2 separate regions of the Homo sapiens genome follow, and region 1 is linked to region 2. Evidence: chromatin loops called from intact Hi-C (ENCODE). Cell type or tissue: heart right ventricle. All regions are shown on one strand. Each heading gives the region's core, and the rest is flanking DNA. Links, peaks and the distances in the headings are about the cores only. Region 1 overlaps FANCA (FA complementation group A). Region 2 overlaps SPIRE2 (spire type actin nucleation factor 2).

Evidence for each region. Peaks named below come from ENCODE experiments on the same cell type or tissue, not always from the same donor. Only the 100,000 strongest peaks of a DNase experiment are listed, where the experiment ranks them.
Region 1: it touches region 2 in a loop (2.6-fold over the local background); 18 of 110 quality-filtered maps call a loop at or near these places.

The regions. Positions count from the first base shown.
Region 1 is chr16:89,795,795-89,803,794 of GRCh38, forward strand. FANCA (FA complementation group A) reads right to left here. Exons shown (of 43, transcript NM_000135.4): 8 at 7,465-7,547; 9 at 3,811-3,844; 10 at 3,372-3,438; 11 at 112-224. Among named protein-coding and RNA genes, the nearest start is that of FANCA, 17 kb to the right of the region's middle. In heart right ventricle, for the core only: no CTCF peak of the experiment used is centred there; DNase peaks (open chromatin) are centred at 3,154 and 3,428; H3K4me3 peaks cover 1,033 bases; H3K27ac peaks cover 1,413 bases.
Region 2 is chr16:89,855,865-89,867,200 of GRCh38, forward strand. SPIRE2 (spire type actin nucleation factor 2) reads left to right here. Exons shown (of 15, transcript NM_032451.2): 7 at 249-372; 8 at 2,474-2,643; 9 at 3,301-3,490; 10 at 4,819-4,931; 11 at 7,612-7,746; 12 at 7,930-7,997. Among named protein-coding and RNA genes, the nearest start is that of TCF25, 12 kb to the right of the region's middle. RefSeq lists enhancers at 5,204-5,293, 8,396-8,475, 8,536-8,625. In heart right ventricle, for the core only: a CTCF peak has its summit at 5,144 (motif pointing left); DNase peaks (open chromatin) are centred at 5,137, 8,014 and 8,363; H3K4me3 peaks cover 1,030 bases; H3K27ac peaks cover 2,199 bases.

The DNA.
Region 1 (8,000 bases), core at 1-8,000, 62 kb before region 2:
GTAAAAGAGGTCCTAGAATTCCTGGCATCTCCAGTCAGCGTTACCAAGGCAACAAGGCAACAGCAATCCCCAAAATGGGTAGCAACTGAGCAGCCTCCACACTGGGCCTACCTTTCAGCACAGGGCTGTGAGTGAGTATCTGAGTCAGGGTATGACTGAAGAACCTCTTCAGAGGATCTGTGGAAATTACACTGCCAAGCGTGTGTCCACTGAACACTCCGAACCTGCCAATGCAGCAGAAAGAGGGGTCAGGAAAGGGAGGGTGCCTTGCACGCCACCCACCAATCCCAGCACAAACTGTGGCTCAGGCTCATCCCTTCTTTAAGCAAGGAAGGGGCTTTCTTGGCCAGGCCACTATAACCACAGACTTGAAACTGAATCCAAGGAGGTGGCAGTTCAACGAGAAAGGGGGCAAGGCAACGGCGAAACCCACGGAGCAGAGAAGCGAAGGAGCAGAAGGAAACAGGTGGGGAAGGGCAGGCCGCGCCACACCCGGGAGTGGAGCAGAAGGAAACAGGTTGGGAAGGGCAGGCCGCGCCGCACCCGGGAGTGGAGCCCCGGGAGCCAACCCGACGGGGCCTCAGCGGCACCCTCTGTGACACGGAACTCCCCCAGAGGGTCGTGCCAAGCCTGAGAGAAGAGCCCAGCACACCAGGGCCTCAAACAGTCACAACAGGGACTGAGGCCAGCTCTGTCCATGAAGATGAGGAAGGAATGGAAGGGACTAAGGTTTCCTGGGCCATCTGTGTGAGAGAACACGATGTTCTGGGGGTGAATGGGGTCACAGAGCCAGGTGGCAAGAGCACTTGAGGTCTGTTAGCCTGCCACATCCCAGCAGGCCTATACAGACCACCAAACCAAACCCAGACCCTCTCGTGAGGCTTACAACCTGCAACCAGCAAGCGGCACTTTATGCCGATTCCCCAGGTAAGAAAATCAAGGGTCCAGCCGGGCACGGTGGCTCATGCCTGTAATCCCAGCACTCTGGGAGGCTGAGGCGGGCAGATCACAAGGTCAGGAGATCAAGACTACCCTGGCTAACATGGTGAAACCCCATCTACACTAAAAATACCAAAATATTAGGCCAGGCGCATTGGCTCACACCTGTAATCCCAGCACTTTGGGAGGCCAAGGGGGGCAGATGACAAGGTCAGGAGCTCGAGACCATCCCGGCCAACCCAACGAAACCCCATCTCTACTAAAAAAATAGAAAAAATTAGCCGGGCATGGTGGTGGGCACCTGTAGTTCCAGCTACTCGGGAGACTGAGGCAGGAGAATGGTGTGAACCCAGGGAGCGGAGCTTGCAGTGAGCAGAGATCGCACCACTGCACTCCAGCATGGGCGACAGAGCGAAATTCTGTCTCAAAAAAAGAAAAATAAAAAAAATTAGCCAGGCATGGTGGCACACACCTATAGTCCCAGCTATGTGGGAGGCTGAGGCAGGAGAATCGCTTGAACCCAGGAGGCATAGGTTGTAGTAAACCGAGATCGTGCCACTGCACTCCAGCCTGGGCGACACAGTGAGACTCTGTCTCAAAAAAATAAAGAAAGAAAGAAAGAAAATCAAGGGTCCTGGCGGTTCAGTGAACTGCCCCAGGGTCACACACCCAACGAGGCCACGTCGGCTCTGTGCAAACTCAAGACACTCACACAACAGGGTGTGGGACATCGTGGAGATTCACTTCTCAGCCCTGCTGTCCTTCCTCACAGGGCAGGGCTTTGGGACACCACAGCCCCCAGTGTGCAAGGGAAGCTGGCCACCAAGACTGTTGGAGGATGTCTGATTTTAAATTATTGGCAGGCCAGGTGCGGTGGCTCACGCCTGTAATCCCAGTACTTTGGGAGGCTGAGGTGGGTGTTATCACTTGAGGTCAGGAGTTCGAGACCAGCCTGACCAATATAGTGAAACCCCATGTCTACTTAAAAATAGAAAATACAAAACTATAGGCTTGTGCCAGGTGTGGTGGTGCATGCCTGTAATCCCAGCTACTCAGGAGGCTGAGGCAGAAGAATTGATTGAACCTGGGAGGCAGAGGTTGCAGTGAGCAGAGATCTCACCACTGCACTCCAGCCTGGGCAACAAGAATAAAACTCTGTCTCAAAAATAAATAAATAAATAAATAATTGGCAACTAATTACAAAATATAAAAATCGGCAGGTCAGTGGTTGTTACCTGACTCTCAGGACATCAGTGTGAGTAATCTTATCACACAGATTATAAAAAAAAGCCCTTGCCACAGACTAAACTGTATCCCCACAAAGTTCCTCTGTTGAAGCCCAGCCTCTCAAGGTGGGGTGTTGATAAGGCTGAGGTGATGATGAGATGACTGCCCGGAGAAGACACCAGAGGGCTTGCTCTCCCCTCTCTACCTCATGAAGACACAGAAAAAGTAGGTCTCCTGCAAGCCAGGAAGAGGGTCCTCACCAGAACCCAACCCTAGGGGCACCCTGACCTCCAACTTCCAGCCTCCACTGCTGTGAGAACACATCTGCCGTCCACACCGCAGTCTCTGGCACTTTGTTACAGCAGCCCAAGCTAACTGATGCACATGTAAACATTCAGGAAATCACACAGTGCTTTATTCACTGTTTCAGTAAAAGTACCGAACGGTACAACACATTTAATTGAGCAGTTAAACAGTTACTGTGAGGGATGGGAAATGAGGAGCAAAATAAAGAATGAAAAGGTTGACAAGGCCTGGAAACAGTGGCAAATTCTACTGGTTTCTCAAGACTTCACTTCAAGGTCCCCTGCCCACACTAGAGGGAAGCAAACCCCAGAGCCCCATTTCCACCAAACCCCGATGTCCACCTTCCACCCAGCCCCCACTCCTCAGCTTCCGCCTCCCGACCTGTAAGGGTCTCCGCACATCTCCACAGAGCCATGGAGAGAAAAAGCTAATAGGGCCAAGCTTTGCCTACTGGTGAATCTGAGCAGGATCTGTGGAGGCCAGGCAGCGGGAGTCTGTAGAGGCACAGCTACAGTGTGTTCTAGAAATGTGGGGGGCTGAGAGGCAGGGCCAGCTCTAGAGCCTGAATCACACCCAGGGAAGGAGGAGCAAGGGGAGACTCCACACAGGAGGAGGTCACAGTGAGTGGGACAAACATTGGTGCAGGACTTCCAGAGGCGGAACAGGATACTGCAGTGGGCGCACCTTCCGACCTCATCCTCACAGGAAAAGGCTGACCAGAGCGTTCCCCGGGCTTTCCCATGGTCGCCTCCTCCTCACGCACGTTATCGTAACTGGCAGAGGAAGTGTGCTCAGGAGCGGGCTGCTGAAGCTCTGGAAGTGTTTAAAATATCTTGGCTCTTTAATTTGGCAGACACCTCCCTGCTGCACACTCAGGCAGGCCACCCTCAGGAACATACCAGCACCTCACGATCTTGTGAGTGGAGGACTCCTCCTGTACTCCAGCAGCCAAAGCGTCAAGTGCAACTGAAGACAGAGCCAGGAACAGAAAACAGATGTCAGCACACGGCGGCAGCCCACCAGAAACAATCCCCAGGCGCTTTCAGACAACAGATCCACTTCAACCCCCCAGAGGGCCCACATCCATCAAGACTTCTACAATCTGTAGGCCTTAATCAAAACACACAGACAAGAAAATGCTTCCCTGTGACCCACAGATTCATGAGGTATCCCTTCACAGCTCTGAAAATGCCAAAACAAGGGCATTCCAGTACCAGGACTCTGCACAGTGAAACATACAGAGGAGAAATACCTCAAATGGAAAGGCAGAAAACTGATACAATTGCTAATAAGCAAACTAAGTCATTTACAGTCTGGGCTGCAGTGCAATTAACTTACAAATCAGCATTCTCTGCAGTACATCAACCGTGACCTGTCAAAATAGAATGTGAGTTACCATCTTGGTAATCTTCTGTAATTTGTGTGATACCTGCATCACACAAGAGAATTATTACTTGTTACTCTAAAGTAAAGAAACGGCACTTCAGGAGGCCGAGGCGGGCGGATCACGAGGTCAGGAGATCGAGACCATCCTGGCTAACATGGTGAAACCCCGTCTCTACTAAAAATACAAAAAATTAGCCGGGCGCAGTGGCGGACGCCCTGTAGTCTCAGCTACTCGGGAGGCTGAGGCAGGAGAATGGCGTGAACCCGGGAGGCAGAGCTTCCAGTGAGCTGAGATAGTGCCACTGCAGTCCGGCCCGGGCGAAAGAGCCAGACTCCGTCTCGGAAAAAAGAAAAAGAAATGGACTTTACAAAGAGATCAACTTTAAAAACCCTCATAGACCTAGAAATTACTCCAGTACCGAAGGGACCTAGACAGAGTGAAAAGGCTGAACTTTCTGGAATTACCCTAAGACTGCTCTCAGCATGGCCTGAGGCCATGAGCCTAGGGCTGGGCAGGACACTTTTGCACGCAGAGTTTTGCTGAAGTACTTCAGTGAAGAGAGGAAAGCTCAGGCCTTGAATCTGGGCTGTGGAACTAAGGACTTTCACCCTTGATGCCTCTGGAGCCAGAAGACGGTGAGAAGGTACCATTGTCCATTTCCCTTCTTCACATCTCCTGGGCTTAAAGCATACCACTACTCAGAGAGCAACTCATGGTAACAATAAAACAGACTTCCTCAAACAAAGCCCACAGACTGCAGTGTAGGCAAAATGGGAGCCACTGGCTCAGGAACCTCCAAAAGGGAATAAAAATTTGGGACGTATCCAAAACTATCTACAGATTCAATGCAATCCCTATCAAAATACCAATAACGTTCTTCCCAGAAATAGAAAAAAAGATTCTAAAATTCACATGGAACCAAAATAGAACACAGATAAGCAAAGCAATCCTGAGGAAAAAGAACAAAGCTATAGAATATAGAAATCACACTGCCTGAGGTCAAAATATACTACGAGGCTACAGAAATGAAAACAGCATGAGGTTGATATAAACATACACACAGACCAACGGAACAGGATAGAGAACCCAGAAACAGGCCGGGAACTGTGGCCCACGCCTGTAATCCCAGCACTTTCGGAAGTCGAGGTGGGTGGATCACCTGAGGTCAGGAGTTCTAGACCAGCCTGACCAACAAGGTGAAACCCTGTCTCTACTAAAAATACAAAAAAATTAGCTAGGTGCGGTGGCGGGTGTCTATAGTCCCAGCTACTCGGGAGACTGAGGCAGGAGAATAGCTTGAACCCGGTAGGCGGAGCTTGCAGTGAACCAAGATGGCACCACTGCACTCCAGCCTGGGAGACAGAGCAAGACTCCATCTCAAAAAAAAAAAAAAGAAAAAAGAAAAAAAAAGGCCAGGCACGGTAGCCCACGCCTATAATCCCAACACTTTGAGAGGCCAAGGTGGGCGGGTCATGAGATCAGAAGTTCGAGACCAGCCTGACCAACACTGTGAAAGCCCATCTCTACTAAAAATAGAAAAACTAGCCGGGAGTGGTGGTGGGCGCCTGTAGTCCCAGCTATTCAGGAGGCTGAGGCAGGAGAATGGCGTGAACCCCGGAGGCGGAGCTTGCAGTGAGCCGAGATCGCGCCACTGCACTCCAGCCCGGGCGACAGAGCAAGACTCTGTCTCAAAAAAAAAAAAAAAAAAGCCAATGTCACTAATCATCAGGGAAATACAAGTCAAAGCCACAATGAGCTATTATTTCACTCCAGTTAGAATTATCATTATCAAGAAAACAAAAAATAACAAATGCTGGTGAGAATGCAAACAGAACTCTTATATGCTATCAGTGAGAATGTAAATTAATACAGCCATTATGGAAAATAGTATGGAGATTTCTAAATAGTTGGGTAGTTCTAAAAACAGAACTACCAGCCCAGAGGGTCTCACTTTCACCAGGCATGGTGGATCACATCTGTAATCCCAGCACTTCAGGAGGCCAAGGCAGGCAGATCATGAGGTCAAGAGATCGAGACCATCCTAGCCAACAGAGTGAAACCTCACCTCTACTAAAAATACAAAAATTAGCTGGGCATGGTGGTGCATGCCTGTAATCCCAGCTATTCGGGAGGCTGAGGCAGGAGAATCGGTTGAACCTGGGAGGCAGAGGTTGCAGTGAGCCGAAATCGCGCCACTGCACTCTAGCCTGAGCAACAGAGAGAGACACCGTCTCAAAAAAACACAAAAAAACAAAAAAAAAACCAGAACTGCCATATGATCCAGCAATCCCATTACTGGGCTTACAGCCAAAGGAAAGGAAATCAGCCAGCTGAAGAGACATCTGTACTCCTACATTTATTGTGGCACTATTAACAATAGCCAAGATATGAAATCAACCTGTGTGCCCAACAAGAGATGACCGGATACAGAAAACGTGGTATATACACACAACGGAATACTGGTCAGCTTTAACGGAGTCTCGCTCTGTCACCCAGGCTAGAGTGCAAGGCGCAATCTTGGCTCACTGCAACCTCCGCCTCCTGGGTTCAAGCAATTCTCCTGCCTCCACGCCTGTAGCTGGGACTACAGGCATGTGCCACCACGCCCGGCTATTTTTTTTTTTTTTTTACTAGAGACAGGGTTTCACCATGTTGGTCAGGCTGGTCTTGAACTCCTGACCTCAGGGGATCCACCAGTCTCAGCCTCCCAAAGTGCTGGATTATAGGCATGAGCCATTGAGCCCAACCTCAGCTATTTTTTTCTTTTTCTGAGATGGAGTCTCTGTCGCCTAGGCTGGAATACAGTGACACGATCTGGGCTCACTGCAAGCTCCGCCTCCAGGTTTCACGCCATTCTCCTGCCTCAGCCTCCTGAGTGGCTGGGTCCACAGGTGCCTGCCACCAGGCCCGGCTAATTTTTTCTATTTTTTTAGTAGAGACGGGATTTTACCATGTTAGCCAGGATGGTCTCGATCTCCTGACCTTGTGATCCGCCCGCCTCGTCCTCCCAAAGTGCTGGGATTACAGGCATGAGCCACCATGCCCGGCCAGCTATTCTTTTTTTTTAAAGTGAAATCCTGTCATTCACAGCAACAGGAATGCAACTGAAGGCCATTATGTTAAGTGAAATAAGCCAGGCACAGAAGGACAAATATTGCATGTTATCACAAATATGTGGGAGCTAAAAAGTGGCTCTTGTGGAGGTAGAGAGTAGAACGAGAGATACCAGAGATGAGAAGGGTATATGCAGTGGGGGAACGAAGAGAGTTGGTTAATGGGTACAAACATACAGCTAGACAGAAGAAGTAAGTTCTAATGTTCCACAGCAGAGTGAGGCGGCTATAGTTAACAACAGATTGTATATTTCAAAGTAACTGCAACATGTGAAATGTTGCCAACACACAGAAATGATACATACTGGAGGTGACGGAGACTCTAAACACCCTGACTTGATCATTACACTCTATGCACAAAACAAGTATCACATGTACCCCGTAAATAGGTACAAACAGCACGTTTCAATAGAGAGACACGTAAATACATTTCAACACTTGGAATAAGGACGGCTCCTTCCGCTAAACTCTTCACTTGACTTTTCCTCCTACCTGCGGCATTTTTTCAGGCTCCACAGTTCTTCTCAGATCTGAGTTTTTCTGAAATCCCCTCAAAACAAACATTTGAACAAAATCTGAAAAACCATAAAACCAAAGTTATTTATGGACATCATGGTCTCCAAGCAACTGTGAATGGCACAGACCATCCACTTCAGAGGGGCGGGTGAGCATATGGCTTGGGCCCACCAGGACCCCTGTGAGCTGCTCCTAACCTGAGGAACGCTGCAGAAGTTACTGCTCACCTGACCACAGCTACACTAGCGTTCACCAAACCCAATCAGGACCCTTAGATGAACCAGATTTTTTCCTCTTGCACTTCTATTTGAAAGGGAACAAGTTTATAGTCAGATTTTTTTCTTTTTTTTTTTTTTTGTGAGACGGAGGCTTGCTCTGTCGCCTGGGCTTGAGTGCAATGGTATGATCTCGCTCACTGCAACCTCCGCCTCCCAGGTTCAAGCAATTCTCTGCCTCAGCCTCACCAGTAGCTGGGAATATAGGCGCCGCCACCACACCCAGCTAATTTTTGT
Region 2 (11,336 bases), core at 1,894-9,893:
GTGGCCCTGGGCCCTTTTTCTGGGAAGGGGCCATGTGAGCCATGCCCACCCCACCCCAGGTGCATGCGGAGCCCAGAGCCCCCTGGGAGCAGCACTCCCTCCGGGTGGGCCTGGCAGGCTCTTCCGACTCCAGAGTGGGCCCGTGTCATGGTCACTTCCCCACCACAGGTCCCGCTTCCCCACCGCAGGTCCCGCTTCCCCACCGCAGGTCCTGCTTCCCCACCGCAGGTCTCGCTTCCCCACCGCAGGTCTCTGAGAGGCGGCTGCGCCCGTTGCCACCAAAGCAAAGGTCCCTGCATGAGAAGATCCTGGAGGAGATCAAGCAGGAGCGGAGGCTGCGCCCGGTGCGGGGCGAGGGCTGGGCTGCCCGCGGTGAGTGAGGGGATGGCAGGAGAAGAGAGCCCTGAGCCCCCGGCTGGGGTTCCCCCATTCCCCTGGTCAGGTTGCACATTGGAAGGTGGCGTCTCCCTGAGGGCGCCTGAACCCATGGAAGACACAGAACATCTTAATTTTTGAGGCACACAGGCTTTTGAAACTCAGATTACTTGGGGATAAAAAATTTAAATTAAATTAAAATTATATATATATATATTTGTTTGAGATGGAGTCTTGCTCTGTCGCCCAGGATGGAGTGCAGTGGAGCGACCTCGGCTCACTGCAACCTCCGCCCCCCGGGTTCAAGTGATGCTCATGCCTCAGCTTCCTGGGCAGCTGGGATTACAGGCACGTGCCACCACGCCTGGCTAATTTTTTTTTTTTTTTTTTTTGTAGTTTTAGTAGAGACGGGGTTTCACCATATTGGCCAGACTGGACACAAACTCCTGGGCTCAAGTGATCTGCCTGCCTTGGCCTCCCAAAATGCTGGCATTACAGGTGTGAACCACTGCACCTGGCCAAAAATAAAAAATGATGAGGCTGGGCTCAGTAGCTCATGCCTTGTAATCCCAGCATTTTGGGATGCTGAGGCGGGAGGATCACTTGAGCCCAGGAGATCGAGACCAGCCTGGGCAATATAGTGAGACCTCATCTCTGCCAAAAATTTCAAAGAAAAATTAGCCAGGTGTGGTGGCACATGGCTGTAATCCCAGGTGCTCCAGGGGCTGAGGTGGGAGGATTGCTTGAACCTGAGAAGTTGATGCCGAAGTGACCCATGATTGCACCACTGCCCTCTAGACTGGGTGACAGAGTGAGACCTCGTTTCAAAAAAAAAAAAAAATCACTTTTTATGCCTCTCATTAAAAACTTTACAAGGCCATTGGAATTTCCTATATCTTTTTTTTTTTTTTTTTTGAGATAGGGTATCACTCTGTCACCCCGGCTGTAGTGCAGTGGCACCATTATAGTTCACTGCAGCCTCAACCTCTCAGGCTCAAGCAATCCTCCCACCTCAGCCTCTCGAGTAGTGTGATGACAGGCATGCACCACCACGCCCGGCTAATTTTTGTGTTTTTTGTAGAGACAGGGTCTCACTCTGTTGCCCAGGCTGGTGTTGAACTCGTGGGCTCAAGTGATCCTTCTGCCTCAGCTTCCCGAAGTGCTGGGATTATGGGTGTGAGCCACCATTCCCTGCCTAACATGATCTTATACCCTATTGTCCTGGTCTTCACCTGTATTTGCCACTCTACATAGTTTACAATAGTATGACATATTTCAGCATTTAGAAGAAAATAGAATAAAAGCAAATTTTTAAAATGTTTTTCTTTTCTTTTCCTTTTTTTTTTTTGAGATGGAGTTTCGCCCTTTTTGCCCAGGCTGGAGTGCAGTGGCGCTATCTCAGCTCACTGCAACCTCCACCTCCTGGGTTCAAGCGATTCTCCTGCCTCAGCCTCCCGGGTAGCTGGGATTACAGGCACGCGCCACCACACCCAGCTAATTTTGTATTTTTAGTAGAGACGGGGTTTCTCCATGTTGGTCAGGCTGGTCTCAAACTCTTGACCTCAGGTGATCCACCCGCATCAGCCTCCCAAAGTGCAGGGATTACAGGCGTGAGCCACCGCACCCAGCCTAGTTCTTCTTCTTTTTTTTTTTTTTTTTTTGAGACAGAGTCTCGCTCTGTTGTCCAGGCTGGAGTGCAGTGGCGTGATCTCGGCTCACTGCAAGCTCTACCTCCTGGGTTCACGCCATTCTCCTGCCTTAGCTTCCCGAGTAGCTGGGACTACAGGCGCGTGCCACCACGCCTGGCTAATTTTTTTTGTATTTTTTAGTAGAGACAGGGTTTCACCATGTTAGCCAGGATGGTCTCGATCTCCTGACCTCGTGATCCACCCGCCTTGGCCTCCCAAAGTGCTGGGATTACAGGCGTGAGCCACCGCGCCCGGCCTAGTTCCTCATTTTTTTAAATGGCTGGCTAGCCCTCAGTTTCCCCTTCTGCAAAGTCAGGGAATTAAGCCAGCTGGTGCACACAAAGCTGTCAGCTCCTGCCTGCTGTCTCCCCGTTCACTGGCCCGTCCTGCCTCGGCTCCCGTCTCCCCAGGGTTTGGCTCTCTGCCCTGCATCCTCAACGCCTGCTCCGGAGATGCCAAGTCCACCTCCTGCATCAACCTGTCAGTCACAGATGCTGGGGGCAGCGCCCAGCGCCCGCGGCCCCGCGTGCTGCTCAAGGCGCCTACCTTGGCTGAAATGGAAGAGATGAATACATCTGAGGTCAGAACCCATGGGGATTCCTGAAAAGAGACCAGGAATGGGAGGATGGGGGCCAAGGAAGTGAGAAGGGCTAAGCTAAGCCGGGGGCAGCAGCAATTGCGGTGTCTCCTGTCCAGGAGCCCTCCCTTGAAACTGACATCCTGCCGTAGGAGGAGGCCTGTGGGGATCGGGGACCCTGCCATCTTGGCCGCTCAGAAGGGTGACTGGGAGAGGGCCTGGGCTGCCTCCTCCCACAGACGATGGAAGGCTGACAGCGGAAGTGCCTCGCTGTCCCAGGCCCCGGAAACTGAGCCCCTGGCTAGTTGATGTGAAAAGGTGGACCCAGCGAGGCTCCCTGCCCACCCTGGCTGCCCTGTGAATGGGACGCTCCTCTCTTCACAGGAAGGGCTGGTGATGGCCTTGTTGGGGGCCATCCCAGAGGGCTCTGCCTCCGTCTGACACTAGACCTGTCCCTTTCCGGAAGGCCTGGGGAAGGGCTTGGTTACTCGGGTGCTTGCCACGAACTGTCCAGAGGCGGGCAGGCTGGGAAGTGGGTGGAGGCTGCCCCACATCGCAGCAGACCCTGCGGCACCCCTGGGTCCTCTGCTTCATTCCAGGCATGGGCAGGAGGCACTGGCGGGCATTGTCAGGGCAGGGCCGCGTCTGGTGTGTCCACAGGAAGAAGAGTCTCCGTGTGGGGAGGTGACGCTGAAACGGGACCGCTCCTTCTCAGAGCATGACCTGGCCCAGCTCCGAAGTGAGGTGGCCTCTGGCCTGCAGTCGGCCACCCACCCCCCAGGAGGGACGGAGCCACCACGGCCCCGAGCTGGCAGTGCGCATGTGTGGAGGCCCGGCTCCCGAGACCAGGGCAAGTGCTGCTTCTCACCCCCGTACCCTCCTTCGCCCCCACCCCGATCCATCCTGTGGGCACCATCCCTCCACCTCAGCCCACATCTTCCTGAGCAGGCAGCTCCCAGGGACCCAGGGAGCTCGTGCCTGCAAGACGGCACCACCTCAGGCAGGCATCTCCTTTTGTTTAACTTGAAAACTTACTAAGTAATGCATATTTATTATAAAAATATTTTTTAATATTTAAAAAGAATTCTCATGATTCTATTACCTAGACATAATTAACTTTGGGATATAGAAAGATAGCTAACTAGATGAGTGATAGACCCTTCTAGTCCTCTGGGAAGGGAGCCGTGTGTCCGTGGGGAGCCGGCTGGGCTCGCAGCACATGGCTCTGGAACCTGAGCCGTGATTCCTTCGACTCCTTTTCGCGCTGCTGAGCACAGAACGATTCTTGCTGGCTGTGCAGGGCTGGTCCTACCACCGTGAGGGCTGAACTTTACGGAGAGCCCTCGCGACTCAGGGTTCTTGTCTCCCCACCACCACATCCCAGCAGGCACGGCCAGGCCTCCTTGTCTGCCTGTGGGGCCAGAGTCTCGGGACAATCGTGTTTGGTGCTTACAGCCCCTTCCCAGTGTTAAGAGGTCCAGGCCAGGCCAGTTCCAAACCTCACACTTACTTAACCTCGGCCTCCCCCACCTGGAGCTGTGCCTCAGCCTCTGGGAGTTGGTGGAGGGAGGGAGGTCGACCCCAGCTCCAGTGTGAGGTGTGGACTGCAGGAGGAGGGTCTGGCTCACTGCTGCTGTGGGACTGCCCATGCCAGCTCATTCTGGGGCTCAGACACGGGGGCCCTTCCGGGGTCCTGTGGACCCTCTATACCACATGGGCCCCGATGAATGTCCTAATGTTGGAGCCACCCTCTTCGCTTTTTTCTTCTTTTTGAGACAAGGTCTTGCTCTGCTGCCCAGGCTGGAGTGCAGAGGTACCATTATAGCTCACTGCAGCCTTGGCCTCCTGGGCTCAAGCAATCCTCCCGCCTCAGCCTCCTGAGTAGCTAGGACTACCGACATGTTTCACGATGCCTGCCTAACTTTTATATTTTTCTATAGAGCTGAGGGTCTCGCTACGTTGCCCAGGGTGGTCTCAAGCTCCTAGGCTCAAGGTTCCACCCGCCTCGGCCTCCTAAGTGCTAGAACTGCCCGTGTAGCTACTGCCCGGCCGCTTCTCCCCTTGACCTTTTGCTTGGTTCCCCTGGAGCCCTCCACCATCTCTATCATCCCCTGGGCACAGTCCTCTTTACCACAGCTCCTGCCAGGCAGTCCTGATGGAGCCTCTGCTCTCCCCCAGGTACCTGTCCCGCGAGTGTCTCTGACCCCAGCCACCCCCTACTCAGCAACCGGGGCTCCTCGGGGGACAGACCCGAGGCCTCCATGACCCCCGATGCCAAACACCTGTGGCTGGTGAGTGAGGGTGCGATTGTCGTCCAGGGCGGCCCAGGGGGCGTCTTTGCACCCACCTTCCCGCCGCCAGCCAGGTCTGGGAGATGGGTCTGAGCACCTGTCTGGGGGGTGTGGCCTGAGCGTCCGTCTGGGGGGGCGCGGTCTGAACATGGGGCACCAGTGGTGGAGCTGCTGGTCTGGGGCCGTGGTCTCTGCTGCCGCCTGCTGGGGCCGAACCGCACTGCACTGCGGCCCCGGAGCCTGGTCCCTAATTGAAGGGTTCAGTGTGGGGTTAGGGCAGACGGTGAACCTGCGTGCCCTGTGCCTGGAGGTCAGTGTGAGGGGGGTTCACTGGGTCGAGACCTTGACTCTGGCCGTGACGCCGCCACGGTACTGCTCAGCCCCTCTGCCCTCGGTTTCTTATCTGACCTGTAATTGTGAAGAGCTCACCTTTGCTGACATCTTGAGGCCCACGTGGACCTGAGTTCTGGTGCAGGATTTAATCAACTGAGGTAAGGGGAGTGTGCGGCCCGTGGGCCACGGTGGCAGCATGCAGGTGTTGGAGGGATGTGAACGGTGTGGTTGCTGTCACTATTTGAGGTTTTATCCAGCGGCTCAGATGAGAACAGATGTTAAAATGCTTTGAGAACTATGAGCCTTATATAAATGCAAGGCACTGTGCGTATCCCCACCGAAACGCAGGGCCTGCCCTGTTAGCCTAGGTCGTATCCCACCGAAGGCAGGGCTTGCCCCGTTAGCCTAGGATTAGCTATATATCACTGCATCAAAAGTTACCTCAAAATGCAGCATCTTAAAATAACAAATATATATTATCTCACAGTTTCTGAGGGTTGGGACTCCGGCAGTGTCTTAGCTGTGTGGCCATGGCTCAGGGTCTTTCGTGAGGCTGCAGTTAGGATGGCAGTGGGGCCTGATCTCGACTGAAGGGTCAAATCGGGGCTGGAGGAGCCGTCTGAAGTGGCGTCTTCACCCAGCTGTGAGCAGGAGGCGTGAGTCCCTTGCTGTGTAGGCCTCTCTCGGGCTGCTTGGGGATCCCCACAGCGTGGTGGCTGGCGTCCCCCAGAGCACGTGGTTCAAGAGTGAGCGCAGTGAAAGCCACTGAGTATTTATGACCAAGTCCAGCAGTGCCACATTGTCCCAACTCACTAGGAATGAGTCACTAAGTCCAGCCTATTCTCAAGGGGAGGGAGAGAATTAAGGCCCACTTCTTTTTTTTTTTTTTTTTGAGACAAGAGTCTGGCTCTGTCGCCCAGGCTGGAGTGCAGTGGCGCCATCTCGGCTCACTGCAAGCTCCGCCTCCCGGGTTCATGCCATTCTCCTGCCTCAGCCTCCCGAGTAGCTGGGACTACAGGCGCCCACCACCGCACCCGGCTAATTTTTTGTATTTTTAGTAGAGACGGGGTTTCATCGTGTTAGCCAGGATGGTTTCGATCTCCTGACCTCATCATCCGCCCTCTTCGGCCTCCCAAAGTGCTGGGACCTGACCTCGTCATCCGCCCTCTTCGGCCTCCCAAAGTGCTGGGATCACAGGCGTGAGCCACCGCACCCGGCCAAGGCCCACTTCTTAAGGAATTAGAGGACACATTTAAGATGACCACAGGTCACATGAGTGGTTCTTTAGCTCTGAAGTCTCAGAAGTGCTTTCTGAAGGGGGGCTACTGAGCACCACAGAACCTGGCCTTCCATCTGCCCTGGGCTCACAGCCTCACCTGGGGAGCAGGCGGCCCTTCTCTGTACCTGGCGTGAGGTCTCCTGGCCACGGACGTTGTTGGCGTCACACCTGTGGCACCTGAGGTGAATTGTTCAGATGGAAACGGCACCATCAGGCAACTGGCAACAGAAGCCTAAAGCCCTGGGTGCCTCAGGTCAGAGGAAGGAAGGAATGCAAGGGCCCCGCTCCCCCCAATGCCAGGAGCGTGTGTTCACAGCTTTAGACAGGACAACCCACTGCAAATCCAAAGCAGAAAACATGGTCCAACTCCATCTCTGTGGCACCTTCATAGATGGTGCCCACCTGCCTTGGCAGTGATGACCGACACTGCGAACGCTGTGCTGGCAGTGTGTTTAAGGGCTTTAACTGAATCATCTCGATGGAGCTGAAATCCAGCCCCATTTTACAGAAGAGAAAACTGAGGCTTAGAGAGATCAGGTGTCAAGTTCTATGCCAAGCACAGGGAAGCAAAAACAGGACACACTCAACATAAGGTGGCCCCAGGAATCAGTGGCCAGGACACGGGAGGTGTGCTGAGCGCAGATGGGCAGATGCAAGCTGAGGTGGCCTGTTGGAGGGTCCTGGACCTTCCAGAAAAGAGGACATCAGCTGCTCAGGGAGGGAAGGTTTGAGATGGATTCTGGCTGGTGTGGATCAGCCCATGGTGTGTTTGCAGGCAGGGACACCTTGAACAGACATGGGCTGAGGGGAGTTTGTGTGGAGCGTGGCCAGTGAAGGCTGGGCTGGCCGGCAGGGTCCGCTGGTCATGGGAGGCCTGGCCTGCAGCAGCAGGGCCCATCAAAGACATGGGGATGGATGGCTGATGGACAAGATGGCTGATGGACAGCGTTTTAGAAGGTCGCAGGCTTGTTTAGGCTGAGGCCAGGGAGGGTTAGGGTCCTCAGGGAAGGAGAGTAAGCTAGGGGAGCCTCCTGCATAGAAGACTTCCTACCTGAGGCCGTCCCCTAGGAGTTCAGCCACCCCGTGGAGAGCCTGGCGCTGACTGTGGAAGAGGTGATGGACGTGCGCCGTGTGCTGGTGAAGGCCGAGATGGAAAAGTTTTTGCAGAACAAGGAGCTCTTCAGCAGTCTGAAGAAGGGGAAGGTGAGGCTGCCTAGACGTGGGGCTACGCTCTTGCCCGCTGGGTCAGGGGCGGGTGCCGAGAGGGCCAGTTCCCAGGACTGTTTGCTCATGATCTGGTTGGGAGCCCTGAGGGGGTAGCAGGGACAGGGCGGGACCCCAGGGAGCTTTGGACAAAGCGGGGCTCTAACCAGTCTCTCCTGACAGATTTGCTGCTGCTGCCGGGCCAAGTTCCCGCTGTTCTCGTGGCCGCCCAGCTGTCTCTTCTGCAAGAGGTGAGCCTTCCCTTTAGCTGTCAGTTCACAAGGGAAGGAGGAGGCGAGAAACCTCGGGGCAGTACCGCCCACAGAACTTCCTGTGATTCCAGGAATGTTCTAGCATGTTCGATGGCTGATGAGTCCACAAGATATGGTTAGTACGAATGAGGAGTTAAATTTTAAATTGTATTTAAATTAAATTAAATTTAAATAGCTAAGCAACTCCCAGTTTCAGCCAAGATGGGGTAATAGGCATCTTCCACAGCCAAGAACAAACAGGATGTGAAACAATGGTTTTCAAGACAGCAGGCAACAAAAAGGAAACACAACGGGGCAAGCCTGCCATCACCACAGTCATTGCCTGGAGAGTTTCTAGGTCATGAGCCACAGCTGCCGGACTCCCCAGATGGAGGAGGTCAGGCTGAGAATCCAGGGAGACCACAGCAGCTCGAGTCCGCCGTGTAGAACTCCAGAGGAGAGGGCTGCGCCGAGAAAGCCTCAGAGAAGGTCCCCCTCTCTGAAGGAAATGACTGAAGGCTGCAGAACATTTATCCTAAAGCAGAGATTGGCAGACTATAGCCACGGGCCAAATCTGGTCCTCGGCCTGTTTTGCAAGTAAAATCTCACTGGACACAGCCACACCCATTTATTACTCGCTCAGCCACGCCTAAAAGGTTTATTCTCTGGCCCTTTACACAAAAAATTTACCTTCCCTTGTTCTAAAGATCTGAAGGGACGGTGCTCAGGGGCAGGAATGAGTAACATCGGTTTCCACCGGCCACAGGCAGAAATGTCATAATTCACAGGGCACTAACTGGAATGCACACAAAGGACTCGCCTCACTAACGTGGAGTAAGTAGCCCAAAGTGATTGTTGCTCTAGGCCTGACTGATACATCATAAAAGCAAGACCTGAAAGGATCAAACTGTTCACAAGTATCTTAACTGATTCTGAGAACAAAGCTCAAGAATAAGAATTTTTTAAACATCAACAAAAAAACAAACCAGTACTCAGCAAGATAAAATGTGTGGCATGCAAAAAACAAGACAAAATTAATTACAATGTATTGTGGGTTTTGTAACACGTGTGTAAGTAGTGTTGATAACAGCAGTTAGCATGAAGGTCAGGGAGAGGGGAAAATTGGAAGTATACTTTTTTTCCTTTTTTTTTTTTTTTTTTTTGAGAAGGAGTCTCGCTCTGGCGCCCAGGCTGGAGTGCAGTGGCACGATCTTGGCTCACTGTAAGCTCCGCCTCCTGAGTTCCCACCATTCTCCTGCCTCAGCTTCCCGAGTAGCTGGGTCTACAGGCACCTGCTACCACTCCCAGCTAATTTTTTGTATTTTTAGTAGAGATGGGGTTTCACCATGTTAGCCAGGATGGTCTCGATCCCCTGACCTCAGGATCTGCCCACCTCTGCCTCCCAAAGTGTTGGGATTACAGGCGTAAGCCACCGCGCCTGGCCAGAAGTATACTATTTTAAGGTTCACTATGGTAAGGTGAATCACTATGATAAGGTATAGTAAGGTATTATACACGCTATACAAATATTACTTAAAGGTAGACTGTGATAAGTTAAAGATGTATACCATAAGTCCTAAAGCAACCACTAAAATAAAACAGTTACAGCTAATAAGCCAACAAAGGAGATAAGATGGGACCATAAACAGTAATTAATCCAAAAAAAGGTAGGAAAAGAAGGAGAACAAACAAATGAGTCAAAAACAAAACAAATAGCAAATGACAGCCTTAAACACAACTGTATCTCGCATCACATTAACTGTAAGTCATCCACACGACCCAAGTAAAAGTTAGAATTTCCCAGACTGAATAAAAAAGTAAGGCTGGGCCGGGCGCGGTGGCTCACACCTTGATCCCAGCACTTTGGGAGGCCAACGCTGGCAGATCACGAGGTCGGGAGATCGAGACCATCCTGGCTAACACGATGAAACCCTGTCTCTACTAAAAATACAAAAAATTAGCTGGGCGTGGTGGCGGGTGCCTGTAGTCCCAGCTACTCGGGAGGCTGAGGCAGGAGAACTGCTTGAACCTGTGAGGTGGAGGGTGCAGTGAGCCGAGATCGCGCCACTGCACTCCAGACTGGGCAACAGAGGGAGACTGTCTCAAAAAAAAAAAAAAAAAAAAAAGGTAAGGCTGGATATGGTGGATATGGTAGCTCATGCCTATAATCCCAGCACTTTGGGAGGCTGAGGTGGGAGGATCACTTGAGCCAAGGAGGTCAAGGCTGCAGTGAGCTATGACGGTGTCACTGCACTCCAGCCTGGGTGACAGAGCAAGACCTGTCTGGGAAAAAAAAATCACCTAATTTTATCTGTAAAATTATGTATATTTCTGTTGATATATGCTTGGAAAAGCCTGGAGGATGGAAACCATTACTAGCAGGGATCACTTCTGAGCATGTGGTGTCTACATTTTAATTCTCTCATGTTTGAATTTTTTTTTTTTATTTTTTTGAGATAGAGTTTCACTCTTGTTGCCCAGTCGGAAGTGCAATGCCGCGATCTCAGCTCACTGCAACCTCTGCCTCCCAGGTTCAAGTGATTCTCCTGCCTCAGCCTCCTGAGTAGCTGGCATTACAGGCATGTGCCACCACACTTGCTAATTTCGTATTTTTAGTAGAGATGGGGTTTCTCCATGTTGGTCAGGTTGATCTCCAACTCCCGACCTCAGGTGATCGCCCACCTTGGCCTCCCAAAGTGCTGGGATTACAGCGGTGAGCCACCACGCCCAGCCTTGAATTTTTTTTTTTTTCTTTTTTCTTTTTTGAGATGGAATCTCACTCTGTCACCCAGGCTGGAGTGCAGTGGCACAATCTCGGCTCACTGCAAGCTCCACCTCCCGGGTTCACGCCATTCTCCTGCCTCAGCCTCCCGAGTAGCTGGAACTACAGGTGCCCGCCACCAGGCCTGGCTAATTTGTTTGCATTTCTAGTAGAGACGGGGTTTCACCATGTTAGCCAGGATGGTCTCGATCTCCTGACCTCGTGATCTGCCCATCTCGGTCTCCCAAAGTGCTGGGATTACAGGCTTGAGCCACCGCGCCCAGCCTTGAATTTTTTATAAGAAGGTATTTATTTTTGAAATCAGATATGGGAATTAAAACAAAATTGAATCACTGTTTAAAACTGAGCATCTCAGTTGAGGCCCCTCTAGCTTCCATGGTGCTTTTATGGTGAGTAGTGTCAGGTACACACCAATGTCTACACGTCTTCTTAGAAGGAATCTTAGATGTCTTTCCAAGACAGTGTGCAAGTTTTTTTTTTGTTTTTTGTTGTTGTTGTTGTTTGCTTTTTGTTTTTTTTGAGACAGAGTCTCTCTCTGTCACCCAGGCTGCGGTGCA